4 separate regions of the Homo sapiens genome follow, and all the other regions are linked to region 2. Evidence: chromatin contacts called from ENCODE Hi-C or POLR2A ChIA-PET data. All regions are on one chromosome and are shown on one strand. The core of a region is the stretch at or near the end of the contact, and the rest is flanking DNA. Distances in the headings are between cores, read along the strand shown.

The links. A loop is a pair of places that touch in the nucleus more often than their neighbours do. ChIA-PET counts read pairs that join two places held with the same protein, here RNA polymerase II (POLR2A). Pooled maps may share reads with other maps.
Region 1: a loop to region 2 is called in a map of B cell, with 18 times the contacts of the local background. The contact joins the enhancer-like site here to the promoter of TMT1A in region 2. A Hi-C loop is called at or near these places in 1 of 168 maps with a recorded cell type or tissue (B cell), 11 of 37 single-sample maps with no recorded cell type and 5 of 50 pooled maps. POLR2A ChIA-PET finds 5 or more read pairs at or near these places in 1 of 52 experiments (A673).
Region 3: a map of B cell shows a loop between it and region 2 (6-fold over the local background). The contact joins the promoter of POU6F1 here to the promoter of TMT1A in region 2. A Hi-C loop is called at or near these places in 3 of 168 maps with a recorded cell type or tissue (B cell, ascending aorta and gastrocnemius medialis) and 7 of 50 pooled maps. POLR2A ChIA-PET finds 5 or more read pairs at or near these places in 4 of 52 experiments (OCI-LY7, activated B cell, activated CD4-positive, alpha-beta T cell and 1 more).
Region 4: a pooled map shows a loop between it and region 2 (5-fold over the local background). The contact joins the promoter of SMAGP here to the promoter of TMT1A in region 2. A Hi-C loop is called at or near these places in 5 of 50 pooled maps. POLR2A ChIA-PET finds 5 or more read pairs at or near these places in 2 of 52 experiments (WTC11 and activated CD4-positive, alpha-beta T cell).

What each region holds. Positions count from the first base shown.
Region 1 is chr12:51,366,093-51,370,412 of GRCh38, forward strand. The region is part of intron 4 of GALNT6 (polypeptide N-acetylgalactosaminyltransferase 6); the gene reads right to left. Among named protein-coding and RNA genes, the nearest start is that of CELA1, 22 kb to the left of the region's middle. RefSeq lists an enhancer at 3,234-3,383. Within about 2 kb of position 2,964, at least 7 of the 41 ENCODE cell types and tissues checked have a DNase peak (open chromatin) inside an H3K27ac peak, as active enhancers do.
Region 2 is chr12:50,923,426-50,927,883 of GRCh38, forward strand. It overlaps TMT1A (thiol methyltransferase 1A), which reads left to right and starts at 1,590. Exons shown (of 2, transcript NM_014033.4): 1 at 1,590-2,111. The coding sequence starts at 1,614. RefSeq lists enhancers at 704-913, 1,927-2,470.
Region 3 is chr12:51,216,554-51,220,918 of GRCh38, forward strand. It overlaps POU6F1 (POU class 6 homeobox 1), which reads right to left and starts at 1,509. Exons shown (of 11, transcript NM_001330422.2): 1 at 1,089-1,509. RefSeq lists silencers at 683-942, 1,173-1,332, 1,533-1,682, 3,790-3,969 and an enhancer at 1,833-1,892.
Region 4 is chr12:51,267,430-51,272,248 of GRCh38, forward strand. SMAGP (small cell adhesion glycoprotein) reads right to left here and starts at 2,986. Exons shown (of 4, transcript NM_001031628.2): 1 at 2,827-2,986; 2 at 1,816-1,887. The coding sequence starts at 1,849. RefSeq lists silencers at 2,255-2,924, 2,965-3,044 and an enhancer at 2,660-3,160.

The DNA of each region.
Region 1 (4,320 bases), core at 1,714-4,213, 440 kb after region 2:
TTTTTAGTAGAGATAGCATTTCACCATATTGGCCAGGCTGGTCTCGTACTCCTGGCCTCAAGTGATTCGCCTGCCTTGGCCTCCCAAAGTTCTGGGATTACAGGCATGAGCCACCACGCCCGGCCCAAGTACAAAATTCTGACAGAGGCTCTCAGATGCCTCCCTCAGTTTCTCCACCCTCTCAGCCACCATCTTCCAGAGCTGCAATTCCACAGCTCCATTGCACGGTTGTTTTCCAGTGTCTAGGATTCCCTGTCTCCCAGGCTCTTCACGGTAACGTCGATGGGTGGGCATACACAAATGGTGACTCCTTGCTTGCTGGATCAGCAGCAGGACATCTGACTCTAATCCCCTTTGTAACCTCCTCTGCAGATAGAATTCTTTAAGGTGAAAACATGCCCAGCAGCTTTTTAATTATATTAAGAAAATACTTGCACCAAGCACCTACCACGGACCAGGCACAGTGGCGAGCCCAGCCGGCTTGACCATTTGTCCTAAGGAACAAACCACCCAGAAGCAAGGCTGACCAGGAAACAGGCAATTCCAGGGCAGGTGATCCATGATCTAACAGAGGTAGTGCTGGGGTGTGGGTCCCAAAGAAGGGCCAAATCTCCTGGATTTGAGGAGCGGGGAAAGCTTTTTGAAGGGAAGATGTCTCTACTGAGACCTCCAGCTCCTTTCAAAGAAGAGTTTTAGTTCATGGCCCTGTAATTTAGTCTGAAATCCTCAGAGCATTAACAATAGCTCTATTCTGGCTGGGCACGGTGGCTCACTCCTGTAATCCCAGCACTTTGGGAGGCCAAGGCAGATGGATCACTTGAGCCAAGGAATTTGAGACCAGCCTGGCCAACATGGTGAGACCCTGCCACTATTAAAAATACAAAAATTAGGCCAGACGCGCTGGCTCATGGCTGTAATCCCAGTACTTTGGGAGGCGGAGGCAGGTGGATCACCTGAGGTTGGGAGTTCGAGACCAGCCTGACCAACATGGAGAAACCCTGTCTCTACTGAAAATACAAAATTAGCTGGGCACGCATGCTTGTAATCCCAGCTACTCGGGAGGCTGAGGCAGGTGAATCGTTTGAACTTGGGAGGCAGAGGTTGCAGTGAGCCGAGATTGCACCATTGCACTCCAGCCTGGGCAACAAGAGCGAAACTCCGTCTCAAAAAAACCAAAAACAAACAAACAAAAATTAGCCAGGTGTGGTGGCGCACACCTGTAAACCCAGCTACTCGGGAGGCTGAGGCAGGAGAACTGCTTGAACCCAGGAGGTGGAGGTTGCAGTGAGCTGAGATCATGCCACTGCACTCCAACCTGAGTGACATAGCAAGACTTGTCTCAAAACAAAAAACAAACGAAGAATAGCTCTATTCTGAAGCAGTCCATCTTGAAACATACCGAATTCCAAACCTTACTATGTTTTACTAACTGCCATTTTGGTTTATCTCTGCCACGGTTCTGTTCTGTGCAGAATGGAGTTGCCTGCAGTTTCAGATGTGGGGGACAGATGTGACAATTGTGTGTCCTTTTCCTTTTGGACTGTGGGATCAGCCCAGAGCTTGGGCCTTGCTCTGAATGCAGCATTCTACAAACGGCAGGTCCTGAAATTAAGCAGCTTAGGGGGTTGCATGCAATTGATCTCCCACAAATGCACGCACACAATAACCCAGCACTGAGCTGGAGTGTGTGCCGGTGTGGGTGAGGTAGGTGTCTTCATGGTGACTTCTTTATTTAATCTTCTCTATGATAGTTAACAACTCTATGAAACAGGGAGTATTGTCCCCAGTGTTTATAGATGGGGAAAGTAAGACTCAAAGTGACTAGCCCAGGGTGGCAGAAGCACAAAGGGCAGCAGCAGGATCCTAGCCAGTCTGCATGTGAGGACTCCCCACCTTCTCCCTCCAGGGGAAGTGAGGCCATGGAATTTTTTTTTTTTTTAATTTTTTAATTCTGGAGCAGATTAAGATCAGAAGGCCAAGGACTTAATGCACCTGAGTTTCAAGGTGGTCTCTTGACCACCAGTGAGGCCACGGACTTTTTTTTTTAAATTTTTTTATTCTGGAGCAGATTAAGATGAGAAGGCCAAGGACTTAATGCACCCGAGTTTCAAGGTGGTCTCTGCTTCCTCTCGCAGTCACCCAAGGCCTTGCCATTTCCCTGTGTGTGAGATCCCGGGAGGGAAAGGGAGAGAAAGGGGTTTGTTGAAGCTGTTCTTTAGTCACTGTCCTGGAGAGTGGCGCCTAGGAGAAGGAAAGTCTCTATAATTTGGAATTTCAGCTTTTTCCTTCTTTTTTTTTCCATGTTTTTTTTTTTTTTCTTCTTTTTTTTGGAGACAGAGTCTTACTCTGTCGCCCAGGCTGGAGTGCAGTGGTGCAATCTCGACTCACCACAACCTCCACCTCCTGGGTTCAAGCAATTATCCTGCTTCAGCCTCCCAAGTAGCTGAGATTATTGGCACCTGCCACCACGCCCCGCTAATTTTTTGTATTTTTTGTGAAGATGGGGCTTCACCATGTTGGCCAGGCTGGTCTCGAATTCCTGACCTCAAGTGATCTGCCCGCCTCGGCCTCCCAAAGAGTTGGAATTACAGGCGTGAGCCACTACGCCCCGCCCACTTTTTCCTTCTTCAATCCTACTGGACAGACAGGTGAGGTGATTATGACATGGCGCTCATTTATGAATGGATTCTTCAGGCAGTCATCTGAGGAGGGGGCTGTATCTTACTTAACTCCAGGAATGAGGCCTCTTATCTCTGGGGGCCAGGACCTCAGGAATCAAAATCAGCCTCATGCAGCAGCCTCAGCCCAGCACTCACTCCACAAATGTCTGTCAATGTGCTGCCAGGTGCCAGATGCTGTTCTGGGAAGGGAGGGGCCTGGTCTGGGTCCTGCCCTTTGAGACTCATAGTGCACCTGCAGCCCCGGGTGCTGGCCCTGACAGGAAGGAGGGAGGAAGCCCAGGCTCCTCAGCATGGCTGCTGTGTTTCCCCGAGAGCTTGCCCAGCTCTGCGCACAGGAAGTTCACGGTAGTGGAGATAACCCACGGACAAAACATCATAGGAAGTGGGTTTTGTGGTGAGAGACAGTGAAGCACTGAGCTGTGAACCTCAGGGGGGGCCCCGAGCACTACAAAGCCCTTCTCCCACGCCTTCCTTCCAGTCTGGTGAGGCCAGACCCAGGGATTCTCAGCCTGAGAGGCTTCCAGCCTCTGGCCTCAAGCCCTTCTGGGGAGACAACTCCCCTAAGCAATGCCCCTCGTGATACTCCACCTGTTCCACCCCCAGACCTACTGGACAGACCCAGAACTGAGGAGACTGGAGCTGAGCATAGCTGTACCGGTGAGCCCAGCCACACACTCATGTCCCCGCCGTGACAGCCTTCCAACTTAGGTTCAACACCCCACCACCCCAACCAGCTTCACTCCTCACAACTCAAGTCCACAAGACCCCTGGGATGCCAACACAGACACCGCACTCAGTTCCATGATCTGAAGTATCATGCAGATGGCTCCCAGGGATTCCTTCCTGACCTTGCCATCTTCACTTGGATGTGGAACAAAATGGAAAATTCAACATATGCCCAAAACAGGCTCTGAATTTCCCCTGCAAATCTGCCCCCCAGTCTCCCTCACGTCAGTACACGGTGCCAGCATCCCTCCAGCTGCTCTAACCTGGAAGTCATGCTAGAATCCCCCCTGCTGTCCCCTTCCACAATCAGCACATCTGCAGGTACTGCCAGCTCTCTCTCTCATCCCCACAGTCACTGCTTTTCTGCCTTCTATACCACTCTCCTCAATCTATTCTTGACACGGCAGCTACTGTGAGAAGTAAAATTCTCTCTAAAAATCATAAATCAGATCATGTCACTACAGCGGCTTCAAATTGTATTTAAAAACAAATCCATGGTGTTTCCTTATGGAAAGGTATGATGGTTCCTTAAAAAAAACTAAAGACAGAATTACCATATGATCCAGCAATTCCACTTTTGGGCATATACCCTGAAGAGCTGAAAGCAGAGACTTGGATATTTGCACACCAATGTTCACAGCAGCATTAGTCACGATAGCCAAAGGCAGAAACAGCCTCAGTGTCCATCAGCGAATGAACGGACAAACAAAATGTGGTGTATACATACAATAGAATAGTATTCAGCCTTAAAAAGTAAATTCTGGGCCGGGTTTGGTGGCTCACGCCTGTAATCTCAGCACTTTGGGAGGCCAAGGTGGGTGGATCACCTGAGGTCAGGAGTTCGAGACCAGCCTGACCAACACGGAGAAACCCTGTCTCTACTAAAAATTCAGAATTAGCCAGCACGTGCCTG
Region 2 (4,458 bases), core at 340-2,839:
CTCAGGCCTTTTTCTTTTTCTTCTTTCTTTTTTTTTTTTTTTTTTTTAAAGAGATAGAGTCTCACTATGTTGCCCAGACAGGATTTGAATTCCTGGGCTCAAGGTATGCTTCTGTCTTAGCTCCTCAGTAGCTGAGACCATGGGCACCCACCACTGTGCCCAGATTCGGGCTTTCTTGTAAAAAGCGGATGGATGCTTGAAACTATTTTCTGAATCCCTTTGGCTCCCAAATGTGAATATTCTGGGAAATATTTTTATCCAAATTAGCTGAGTAATCGAGTAGTTAGGCACATTTTGAAGACTGAGGCTTGTCCTTTAAAAGAAGGGCAGCCCACAAACTGACTTCCTTGAGCCAAAAATTGTTTTAAAAGGGGAAGTACAGCCCAAAACAGTGATTTTAAAATATCAACAAAAAGAGTCAAATTCTGTAAAATATTTAAAGAGATTTATTCTGAGCCAAATATGAGTGACCATGTCCTGTGACACAGCCCTCGGGAAATCCTGAGAACATGTGCCCAAGGTGGTCAGGGTACAGCTTGGTTTTCTACATTTTAGGGAGACATGAGGCTTCAATCAAATACATTTAAGAAATACATTGGTTCAGTCCAGAAAGGCAGGACAACCCGACGCGAGGCAGGGAGCTTCCAGGTTATAGGTACGTTTTAAATTTTTCTGGTTGACAATTGGTTGAGTTTATCTAAAGACCTGGGATCAATAGAAAGGAAATGTCTGGGTTGCAATAAGAGTTGTGGAGACTGAAGTTTTATTATGCAGATGAAGCCTCCAAGTAGCAGGCTTCAGAGAGAATAGATTGTAAATGTACTTAAGGTCTGCGTTGATGTGAATGCCGGCTTGAGGTATAATGAGGCATATCTGACCCCCACTTCCCCTCATGGCCTGAAACAATCTCTCAAGTTAAATTTTAAAAGCGCCCTGGCCAAGGAGAAAGTCCATTCAGATGGTTAGAGGCCTTAGAACATTATTTTTGGTTTACAAAAACGTTGAGTTGTGAACACTGAGAGCCTCTGCCCAGAATGTAAAAGAGAGAATTCTTGCTGACTGTGGCCGGGCATGCATGTCCTTTCACTTCCTTTTTTTTTTTTTAAAAAAAAAAAAAAAAAAAAAAAAAACAGGGTTTGGGCGGGGGAAGTAAGGGGGATGTGTTATGATAAAGGGGCCTTGGCAGCACTCTTCTGGTGTGGTTTGACCAGGCTCCACCCACGAATTCTGTTTTCTTTTAGAGGTCACTGGAGAGCCCGGTGGGGTGTAAGTACACTGCGCTTATAAAACTCTAGCAGGAAGCTAGCAGCTGTCTCCAAACCCAGAGAAGGGGAAACAGGAATCGATTAGGAATAAAGGATTATAATCCACTTTCCTTCTGAGGAAAAGCTGGGAACCTTCTCATTTTGCCTTATGAAAACTAAGCTGAATCGACTGCTGCCAAACATCTATTAGGCAAAATTGGCCTCTTGCCCATGATTTGACTTTCCAGCACAGCCAGTTCTTTTTCTCCTCTGCAGCTGATTGGCTCTGGAGTGTGGCCAGAAGCCTCTCTCCTGCAATTAAAGGAGTCGGGTCTCTAACTGTTGATCTGTTTTTTTCCCTTCTGAGCAATGGAGCTTACCATCTTTATCCTGAGACTGGCCATTTACATCCTGACATTTCCCTTGTACCTGCTGAACTTTCTGGGCTTGTGGAGCTGGATATGCAAAAAATGGTTCCCCTACTTCTTGGTGAGGTTCACTGTGATATACAACGAACAGATGGCAAGCAAGAAGCGGGAGCTCTTCAGTAACCTGCAGGAGTTTGCGGGCCCCTCCGGGAAACTCTCCCTGCTGGAAGTGGGCTGTGGCACGGGGGCCAACTTCAAGTTCTACCCACCTGGGTGCAGGGTGACCTGTATTGACCCCAACCCCAACTTTGAGAAGTTTTTGATCAAGAGCATTGCAGAGAACCGACACCTGCAGTTTGAGCGCTTTGTGGTAGCTGCCGGGGAGAACATGCACCAGGTGGCTGATGGCTCTGTGGATGTGGTGGTCTGCACCCTGGTGCTGTGCTCTGTGAAGAACCAGGAGCGGATTCTCCGCGAGGTGTGCAGAGTGCTGAGACCGGTGAGTGAAAGGGTGTGAGGAGGACTAGTTAGTAGCAGCTATTATCATAGAGGGCAGGCCTGTCAATTTCAGGTGGCTGAAACATTTTAACATAAAAAGTAAACTACTAGAAAATACTGTAGAATTTTTTAAAATTTTAGCGTGGGAGAGAAGCTATAAAGAGAAAGATTGATAAATCTGAATATAAAAACTTAAAACTGCTATAAAGAAAAAACCTCCTGGCCGGGCACAGTGGTTCACGTCTGTAATCCCAGCATTTTGGGAGGCCAAGGCAGGCAGATCGCTTGAGGTCAGGAGTTCGAGACCAGACTGACCAATATGGTGAAACCCCATCTCTATTAAAAATACAAAAATTAGCCAGGCATGGTGGCAGGTGCCTGTAGGCAGGAGAATCGCTTGAACCTGGTGGGGCAGAGGTTAAAGTGAGCCAAGATTGCACCACAGCACTCCAGCCTAGGCAACAGAGTGAAACTCCATCTCAAAAAAAAAAAAAAAAAAAAAAAGAAAGAAAGAAAAAAAAGAATAAGAAAAAAAAACTCCCCAAAACAAAGTTAAACTACAAAACAAGCTTGGAAAAAATATTTGCCAGGGATGATAGACAAAGGGTTAACTTCCCTCATGTTAAAAGACATTACATGTCAATAAGATCAATATTTTTCAATAAGAAAAACAAAAGGGAAAATGGGCAAATAACAGGAACAGAAATGTAAACCAATTATAGGACAAAAGTGCTCAAACTTAAAGAGTTAATTAAAGGAGATACTAATTTTACCTATTATACTGTTAGGGACTTCTTTTAAGGTCAGTATAGGGTTGGGGTGGGTTTAGGGGACTGGACACCACCATACACATTAGAAGAGGTACCCTCTTTGGGTGGTATCTGATAATATCAAAATTTAAACCACACATACTCTTTTATCCACATGCAAAAACTTGTCCATACACAAGAATATTAAGTAGAATTTGTAATTGCACAAACTGGAAATAACTGAAATGTCTATCAATAGGATGCTATGTAAGTGAGTTGTCATATTGTATAAAGGAACACTGTGCAGCTGTCAGAAAGAACAAGAAGAGTTATCTGTGCTGATACTTAAAAATCCCCAAGGGATAATGTTTAATGAAAACAAAAAGCAATCAAGCCACAGAATGTTAGGTAGAGCGTAGGCCCACCACATGCCCATTGTGTGAGGCAGGGAGAGGAGATACATATATGTGTATAAGTTAATGGGAATGACAGACAAGTAACTATTAACAGTGGTTGCCTTTGGGGAATGGGATTGGATTCAGGGAAAGAATTACTTTTCATTTTAAACCTTTCCGTAAAGTCTGTAATTCTTTATACCTGTATGTAGTTTTCACATATTACCCTTATTATTTTTAGCTAGTTTAAAATCGTTTTATATTCTGAACAAAGTTGAAGATATGGATATCTTAACATTTGAATTTACTCTTCTGGGGGAAAGGCATGTTTTGTAATCCCCAGTTTTCATTTTTTGTTGAGACAGGGTTTCCCTCTGTCACCCAGGCTGGAGTGCAGTGGCATGATCACAGCTCACTGCAGCCTTGACCTGCTGGACTCAAGCAATCTTTCCGTCTCAGCCTCCCCACCCTCCCAGCAGCTGGGACTACAGGCATGCACCACCACACCCAGCTAGTTTTTGTATTTTTGTAGAGATGAGGTTTCGCCATGTTGCCCAGGCTGGTCTCAAACTCCTGGGCTCAAGTGGTCTGCCCACTTTGGCCTCTCAAAGTGTTGGGATTACAGGTGTGAGCCACCATGCCCAACCATCAGTTTTATTTTCTAATAGAGGAAGTTCCTCAGGAAGAAAAGAACTTGGAGATAGGGTTTAGGGAAAATCATACAATCCTGTCTTGGCTCAATATCAGAGTAGTAAATAAAAAAGGACTGATTCTTATACCCAAATGCTGGGTTCTTATATGCTAAGACTGGGCACCAACTGGCACATTAGTAGATGTTTTGCTTACAGTGTTACTAATCTCCCAACACCGCTGCAAGGCAGGTAATTATTATCTCAGTTTTCCAGTGCCAAAAATCAATTGAACTCTTAAAGTTATCACATTCGTGATAGTCTTCCTTAGCTCCTGCCAAGCACCCACTCTCTGCTGGATATAACAAGGGAACTTTATTACATTTTCATTTAACCCTGTCAACAGTCCTCTAAAGTACATATCTTCATGTTAGGACAAAGAAACAGACTCAGAGAGATTAAGGAATTTGCCCAAAGTTACACAGCTAGTAGACATGGCTCTCTTTAATGCAAATGCAAATATTCCTTTTTTTTGAAACAGAGTCTTGCTCTGTCGCCCAGGCTGGTGTACAGTG
Region 3 (4,365 bases), core at 259-2,758, 290 kb after region 2:
GATAAGCGGAGTACCAGGTCACAGAAGTATCACTTTGAGGACCAGGACTTGAATGAAAATGGAATATATGGAATTATTCCTCAGAAGGCCTCTGCCAGTCAATGGTGGCTGCCTTAGATTGCTAAATAAGGGGCATGGGACACATGTATATGAACAATTGAAGACCAGCCCTCTACTTTTGGAACAAGGAATTTGGGAAGGGCAGATGAGGTTAAAAATCTCTGCAAAGAGCCTCTTTTCTTTGGCCCAGGAATGCTTCCCGAACTCTTCTGATTTCCCCCTGCCCAGCCGCAGAGGCTATTCTGTGAAGGTTTTAGGCTTCCAGTCGGGCTGAGTGGGGTATTCTGCCGCGAAAGTGGAGGTTAGAGGGTATGCTGGGAGCTCCCTTGGCCTTGCCAGGTGAGCCTGCCCAGGGAGCCTGCATCGGGCCCATTATTATGACTATTTATTAATAATAATATCGATATTAAATATTTATGAAGTGCTCATGCTCTGCTAGAAGGTGGCCCTCCCATCACTGACCCACCCTTCCAGCAACGCCTGGGTCCCTACCCCCGGGTCCCACCGGTCGTCCCGGAGTTTGTTCATTCGGGAGAACCGTGACAGGTCACCCTGGCCGCCCCAGCTGGCCCTAACCGCCGGGAACCCAGGCGTCCGTGTTCTCCAGAGAGGCAAGGATCCGCTTCTGGTCGCCACTGGTTCTGTGTACAGAGCGTCCCCTGTGGTCCGCACCCCACAAGGGCTCCAGGGGCAGAAACGGGGAGGGGCCAGGTCGGGGTTCCCCACCGGGTCCACCTGGCGGCCGCCCCCTCCGCTCCAGGTCCAGAGCGGCCCGCGGGCGGGCGAGGGCGCGGCCCCCGGGTGTCTAGCCCCAGCTGGGCAACCGCGCGCTGTCCCGCTCCCGCAGCTCCCCGCCGCCCCGGCCCAGCATCCCGCCGCCCCGGCCCCGCGGCTTTTTTTCTCTTTATCATAAATATATAAATTATGCTAATTACGGGCATTGCATATTAACCAAACCCGAAACCTCCCCTGCCCGGCCCCCTCCCCCTCCGTGCAAACCCCTCCCCGCCCCGGACCCCGCTACTTACCGGAGCCCGAGCCCGAGCCGCCTTCGCCGCGGGTGTCTGGCGGCCACCGATTAGAGATTCATCTCACAGCCCGGGCCAGGGGGCCGGGGCCGGGGCCGGGGCCACGGCGGCCGCCGCCCGCAGACAAAGAAGCCAGTGCGGCTTGGCTGGGCTCGGCTCGGCCCGGGAGCTGGTCGGGACCCGCCGCCGCCCCCAGGCCCCCAGCCTGGGCTGGGCAGAGCCGAAGGGGGCTCCGCAGGCTAAGCCGGGCGGAGAGGGGACGGCCGGGAAGCGGGAAGGGGAAGCCGGGTGGGGGGGCGGTCAGGTATATATTTTTCTTCGTTCCCCCTTCCACGACCCCCCCCTTTTCCCTCCCCCCCTTTTTTCCCTCCTTCTGCTACTTGGATTTTTTTAGCTGCTGCGTCATGAGCATAATTTATGCAAAGAGCTTTGCCGCATGCTGCACCGCCCGCGCCAGCCGCCGGGGGCGGCGGGCTGGGAGGGCGGTCAGGGAAGGGAGGGGAGCACGGGAGCCAGGAGCGAGGGGTGGGGGTGGGGAGGGGACCCTCTGGCCCTGGCCGAGCGGGAGGTCCCGGAGGCTCTCTCCCGGGACAGGGATGGACGGTCAGTGGGTCTGGTTACTCAGCCCCTCCGAGGTGCCGCGGAGGTGGTTTCATTTCGGAAGGTGCCAGAGTAGGAGCTGGAGTCCGGACCCTCCATGCCACATGGCCTTCAGCTGAGGGTTGGGGCGGTGACTCCCGGCCACCGCCTTTCCTCTAGGTAGTCAACTGTCCTCAATGTTGAAAGTCAAGTTTATGTCTATCCCTCCCTCCCTAGAAAGGCGGGGGAACTCAGACATCGCTCAGCCAACGTGGAGAACCTCTGAACAGCTGTGCCCCAGCGCCAAAGCAGCGAAGGGTCCCAGGTCTCTCACCCGGTGGCGGCCGTGGGCTGTGTTGTCTAAAAGCAGATTTCCGGCCTTCTTGTCCAAGTAGACAAGGAAATGTGAACAGAAAGACAAAGTTCAGTGGAATGGTGAAAAACCTCTAGCAGCTTCTTAAGGTAGAGAGGGGACCAGAAAAGGGGTGGATGTGGGTGGCTGAGGGAAAGCAGATTGGAGAAGTGGTGGACAACTGAAAGAGGAAAAAGTTGGAAGACCAAAGTGGAAGCGTGGGAATGGAGAGAAGAACTGGGAAGGAAGGAGGCTCTGTAAATCCAGTGAATGTGGATCCCAATACTGAGGCCACCTGCTGTCATCCTAGGCTGTTCCCCCTCCCACCCTCTCCCGATATTTGGTGGTCTGAGGATAGCTAGAGGTAGATGGGTTAGAGGCAGTGTGAGAATGCAGTTGGAGGCCTCAGTCCTCCCCGGGACTGCTCCGTAAGGCCTCGTGGTGGAAGGGCATTGAATGGCCCGGCCTCGTCGTTAACCTGGCCAGTGGACTAGGCTGTTATCAGCTTGCTGTTTCCATCTGGAAGTGAGCAGGTACTGCTGGCGGCGGATTTATGAGTAACCAATGTATTAGGAGTCAGAATACTTAGGTTTTAGTCCCAACTCTTCCACTAGCCGTCCAGGCAAGTAATTTAACTTCTTCATTACTTATAAAACAAGGATAATATTTATAATGACATTTATAATGACTACTTCATAGGGTTAAGTTTGTGAGCCTGTATGTGAAAAAACTGAAAGCTGCAAGCTCTATACAACTGTAAGGTGTCATTCCTTGTACAATAGTTTGAACTCGTTTTAATGGCCCTGTGAAACTCTACTGCGTGGCTTGATATTACAGTTCTTGGGGTTTTTGTTTGGCCGGTAGTCCCTGTAGTTTCTCTCCCTGGACTGTGAATTCTTTGAGAGCACTGGTTGTGACTTACTCATGTTTGTATTTCCCACTACTCTTTATGTGAAGGAGGGGCTCAGTATTGCTGCTGAACTTTGTCACATGAAGGTTGAAACTTTTCATTTATGTCACTTGGTTTGGTGCTACACATAGATCAAAGGCTTTGGATAGCATGGATATCAGCGACAGTTTGAAGAAAGAAATATGGATGTGATCAGAGGAGTTCAGGGAGACATACATAAAAATGTTAATCACGGTTTTCTTTATGTTGTATACACTTCTGCATTGCTTAAATATTTGATGAGCATATATTACTTTTTGTTTCTGTGTTTATTGGGGCATAACATGTACACAGTATGTGTATACCTTGATAAATTTTTACATGTATATACATATGTACGTGTATGTATGTGTGTATACATATGTACGTGTATGTATGTGTGTATACATATGTACGTGTATGTATGTGTGTGTATACATATGTACGTGTATGTGTGTGTATACATATGTACGTGTATGTGTGTATACATATGTACGTGTATATGTGTGTATACATATGTACGTGTATATGTGTGTATACATATGTACGTGTATATGTGTGTGTACATATGTACGTGTATGTGTGTGTATACATATGTACGTGTGTGTGTATACATATATACACGTGTATAGATACGTGTATACATATATACATGTCTATATATACATGTATATACTCACACACATATATATATCCATGTAATCCCCACCCAAAACAAGATATAGAGCCTTTCCAAGACCTGAGGATTCCCTTATGTACCTTCACCGGCCATAAATTCCCAAAGTAACCATTATTCTGATTTCTGTCACCATAGATTGATTACTTGAGCTGATTCTTGAACTTCTCATAAATGGAATCAGACAATATGCAATCTTTTGTGTTTGGCTTCTGTCACTCAACAAAATTTTTTTTTTTGAGACGGAGTCTTGCTCTGTCGCCCAGGCTGGAGTGCAGTGGTGTGATCTCGGCTCACTGCAACCTCCGCCTCTCGGGTTCAAGTGGTTCTCCTGCCTCAGCCTCCCAAGTAGCTGGGACTGCAGGTGCGTGCCATCACGCCCAGCTAATTTTTTTTTTCTTTTTTTTTTCGAGATGGAGTCTCGCTCTGTCGCCCAGGCTGGAGTGCAATGGTGTGATCTCAGCTCACTGCAACCTCCACCTCCTAGGTTCGAGTGATTCTCCTGCCTCAGCCTCCTGAGTAGCTGGGATTACAAGCACACGCCACCATGCCCGGCTAATTTTTGTATTTTTAGTAGAGATGGGGTTTCACCATGTTGGTCAGGCTGGTCTTGAACTCCTGACCTCATGATCCGCCCACCTCAGCCTCCTAAAGTGCTGGGATTACAGGCATGAGCCACCACGCTCCCAGCTAATTTTTTATACTTTTGGTAGACACAGGGTTTCACCATGTTGGCCAGGCT
Region 4 (4,819 bases), core at 1,736-4,235, 350 kb after region 2:
CTTCCTCACCCACCCATGAAGCCTTTGCTGACCTATTCCCCCCCCCCACTCCGTGTCCCCCTAACTCTTTTTTTTTTTTTTTAAGACAGGGTCTTGCTCTGTCACCTAGGCCGGAGTGCAGTGGCATGATCTCGGCTCATTGCAACCTCCATCTCCTGGGCTCAAGGGATCCTCCCACCTAAGCCTTTGGAGTAGCTGGAACCACAGGTGTCTACCACCAAGCCCGGCTAATTTTTAAATTTTTTTGTAGAGATGGGGTTTCGCCATGTTGCCCAGGCTGATCTCGAACTCCTGAGCTCAGTCTGCCTGCCTCAACCTCCCAGAGTGCTGGAATTACAGGCGTGAGCCACCATACCTGGCCATTTCTCTCTTTTATCTCTTCTCACCAGACAACTAAAAGTCTGAATTGTGTGCATTACCAGTCACAGAGGACACTGTCTTAGACTTCCACTGGTGGTGTCACTCACCTGTTTCCACATCAGTAAAAGCAGAGAATGCCTGTCCTAATGACAAATGTGACTGTGTATAGGAAGACAAAGGTGTATAGACCAACCAAGGGTTTGTTCCTCTCTCTCCCTAACTAGCACATGCTGAAAACAGTCAATAAATAACTGATAGTTTGTCCGGCCCAGCCTGATGATGAACTAAAAGGTGGGCATCCATTCTCAGAGTGCTGAGCAGTAGTGCCCGGCCTCCGCACACCTTCAGGGAACAATGGGGTTTTGATGCTGGGTCTGTATCACCAGAGGAGTGGAATGAGAAAGCCAGCAAAATCACTTTCAAGGGAAAGATGGGTTTCTAACAAGTACTCAGTGCTAATAACCAACGTGACTGAGTGCTTACGAGATACTACACACTCTTCTAGGTGTTTTATATGGGTTGTCTCATTTAATCTTCATAAATCATAAGATAGGTACTATTTTCCCTATTTTGTGAATGATGAAACCGGAGCTTAGAGGTTAGCAATACTATCTTTAGCAGGTTTTTAAAAAATGATTTCCCTGTTATCTTTGAAGATTCCTTTTCCACATTTAATTACAAGGGTTTCTGCTACATTCTTTGCCATAGCTATAAATTATTAGACAGATGAATGTAAAGCCCTTCCTTTAGGCTTATACAATAATCTTCCTTCCTTCCTTCCTTCCTTCCTTTCCTTTCCTCCCTCCCTTCCTATTTTTTGAGACCGGTCTCACTTTGTTGCCCAGGCTGGAGTGCAATGGCACGATCTCGGCTCACCTGTGCTTCCCAGGTTCAAGCGATTCCCATGCCTCAGCCTCCTGAGTAGTTGGGATTACAGGCGTGCACCACCACGCCTGGCTAATTTTTTTGTATTTTTAGTAGAGATGGAGTTTCACCATGTTGGCCAGGCTGGTCTCAAACTCCTGACCTCAGATGATCCGCCCACCTCGACCTCCCAAACTGCTGGCATTACAAGCATGAGCCACCACGCCCGGCCTCTTTCTTTCTTTTGAATTAGCAATGGGGTCTCACTATGTTCCCCAGGCAGGTCTCAAACACCTAGCCTCAAGAGATCCTCCTGTCTCAGTCTCCCAAAGTCCTGGGATTACCGACATAAAATTATTTGATAAACCGAGGTTACAAAGATTTGTGAAGTCACCATGTCCATGTGACTTCAGATTAAAACCGTACTAAGGGGCACACTCTAGTTCCTGCTTCCTCCCAGGCCCTTCCTGTGTGAGGCAGGCAGAGAGAGGTGGGAGTCTTCCCACCTGGGCTGAGGCTTCCAGGACTGGTCTGGGGAAGGGGATGTTGAACAATTCTTTCTCACTGGGATTAGGAAAGGCCTTCACCTACCTCTTGGAGAAGGAGTAGTCAGGAGGCTGGTCATTGTCACTAGTGGTTGAGTTTCTTGGAGAAGAGGCAGATCTGTAGGAAGAGGGGCAAAGACAGGAATGTAGCGGGTGGGCCCCTATGGCTTTGAGTCCTGGAAGTCCCAGGAAAGCCTCTGGTGCCAGGTTCTCCCAAGTCCCTTCCCCTTTTTCTCTTGTCCTCTTCTGGTTTCCCTGAATATCTCCTCAGGCTCCAGGTACCAACAGCTCTCCACAGGAGCAGGTCTGAGGCCGCATGCAGTTTGACGGGGTGTTACCTTCATACGCTCTCTCCAGGTCCTTTCAATGGGCCACCAAATTTACTTAGATCTCTCAAGGCCTGAGAAAGTCAGGCAAAGGTTCGCAAATCAGCAGCGAACCCAGTTTCGCCAAAGCGCGGTAACAGGTACCCTAGGGTTCCACAGCTAGGAGTTCTGGTGACGCCATCCACCAGGTGTCAGGAGAGGGCCGGGAAGGTCAGGACCCGCGCCCAGGCTCCAGAGCGGAGTGGGCGCAGCGCAGTAGCCGGGCCGGGACCGGGAGGCGACGGCCGTGGGCCGCCTTCTGGCTCGCCTCGGACGCTGGGACGCCGGACTGGCCGCCCCCTCCGGGCCTGCTTTCGCCGTCCAGGGCGCGGTCCGCGCACAGCCTGCCAAGCCTCACTGGGCCCCAGCCCGCGCCCCGCGCCCCGGAGATCCTCGACGCCCCTGCGAACGCGGGGTGGACGCGACGGGCTGGGTTGGTCCTCGCCCCGCGGCCCCGCCCCCGTCCCCGCCCCCGCCCCGAGCCCCCCGCGTTACCAGCACCCCGCGGAGCGCGCTGCGCTGGGGGCGGCCGGTGCGTCGGGGAGCGGCGTTCCCAGCCGCCGCGACCCTCTGCCCCAGCGGAGCGCTGAGCTTCGGCCGCTCCGGGTTTCGGTTCCTGCCACGGCCGAGGTGGCTGCGGCGAATGTGGGCGACCCGGCTCTCCGGCGCCCCCGCCCTTCCCTCGTGCTCACCTTTCCAGTCGGACGGGCTGCTGGTGAAGGGCCGGCGCCGCTCCGCGCGTCCTTTTGAACTCAACGGGGGCGGGCACCGCGGAGTCGCGGAGGCCAGCAGAGGCCGAACGAGGACCCCGAGCGGAGGAAGCCGCGGGTGGCGCGCGGGGTTGGCGCAGAGGCCGGAGGGGGTGGGGGGCAGGCCGACGGGGTGGGACAGGAAAAGCGGAGAGAAACCGCCCTCTGCAGGTCCCCTTGGCTCCCCCGGGAGGAAAGGCAGCCTGCCCTTCTCCGATTGTCACTTTACTCTCCATCCGGAGCCGCTTCCTTTCTCGCCGCGAGGCTCGGGGTTGGGGGGGGACCAGATTGGAGCCGCGGGCTAACTGGGATCCGTCCCATTTCCCTGGGCTTGACGTTCTCTGAATTTTTAGCTAATGTGGAAAGTTACATTTATTTGCATTTGTTTATCGCTTGCTCACATAGGTCTGTGTCCTGAAGCTTGGCAGATGAGCGAACTTAGCCAGCACACCCCCGGCCGTGAAGCAGGGAGGTGAAGCGGGGAGAGCAACGAGCCCCACCCGGGTCTTGCCAGCTGGACGTTCTTGTGGGGCAGCGTTGAGCAGCGGTTAGGAGTGCCGTGGACTTTGGATTCAAACAGCCCCAGCTCTTCTGCTTGCTAGCTGGGTGACTTTGGGCAAATTAACATCTCGAAAATCTGTTTCCTCATTCCTAAAATGCGGGTCTGAAAGTGATCATGCCTGTAAAGCCATCTCATATCCATGGTTCTAGAAGCATGGTGAGCACCTCAATTTGAATAATCAGTGCCATGCTTTAGCTACCTCTTGACTCACTCGTTTGTGGCAGGAAATGTTCCCAAATTAATCAGAAGAATTCAGTGACTAAGAGGATGTAATAGTATATAGCGCAGGCACTGGAATCAGCTCTGCTGTGTGATCTTGGACAAGCTGCTTCTGTTCCGTTTCTCTTATCTGGGGCAATACCTGTCTGAATAGAGTGACTGTTGGGACGAAATAGGTTAGTAAATATGTACTGTAAGGCATTAGAACCTTGCCTGGCACATAGTAAGTGCTCAATAAACGCTAGGTCTTGTTACCTTGGCTTCCCGTTTAGGATTGGAACCCTTGTGATTATTCTTTCCCTCCCAGTGATAGACTTCTGTGCTTACTTCGCACTCCTAGGCGTTCTGTAGGTTTGTAAACCAGTATTTATACAGAAATACTTTCTGTAGAAAGACAGGCATCATCAGATTGTGCATGTTAATCCGGGAACAGACCGAAAGGGAAGGTCTCAGAGGAGAGAGGCATAAAGGGAGAAAACAAAACAAAGTCACAAGCAAAGCAAGAGTAGTTGCTTTTATTCCTAAAGTGTTCATTATAAAAGAAACCAGAGGGCAGGGCACTGTGGCTCCCAGCACTTTGGGAGGCGGGTGGATCACTTGAGGTCAGTAGTTTGAGACCAGTCTGGCCAACAAGGTGAAACCCTGTCTCTACTAAAAATACAAAATCCGCTGGGCGTGGTGGCACACACCTGTAATCCCTGCTACTCTGGAGGCTGAGGCACGAGAATTGCTTGAACCTGGGAGGCAGAGGTTGCAGTGAGGCGAGATCACACCATTGCACTCCAGCCTGGGCAACAACAGCAAAACTCCGTCTCAAAAGAAAAAAACAAACACAAATACAGGAGGAAAACAAACAATAAAAAAGTGATGAAATTCATTTTATATAAATATATTGTGAGAAATATATGTAAATATGTGCATGGGAAAATGCCAATCCAACCAAGAAAGGCAAAGAAAGTGATATGCCAGCTATGCATATGTAACTTAATAAAAGAAAGGTGAGCCTGGCTTGTCCTTAGATAAGAGAATATCCAAGAGAAAAGGAAATTAAAATCCTAGAGGGCTAAATCCAAAGGAGGACAATTGCTGGCATTGACATACTTCTAGCTGTCCACCTTGATCATGAATTCCAGGAGAAGTTCAGATCGTTCTTGG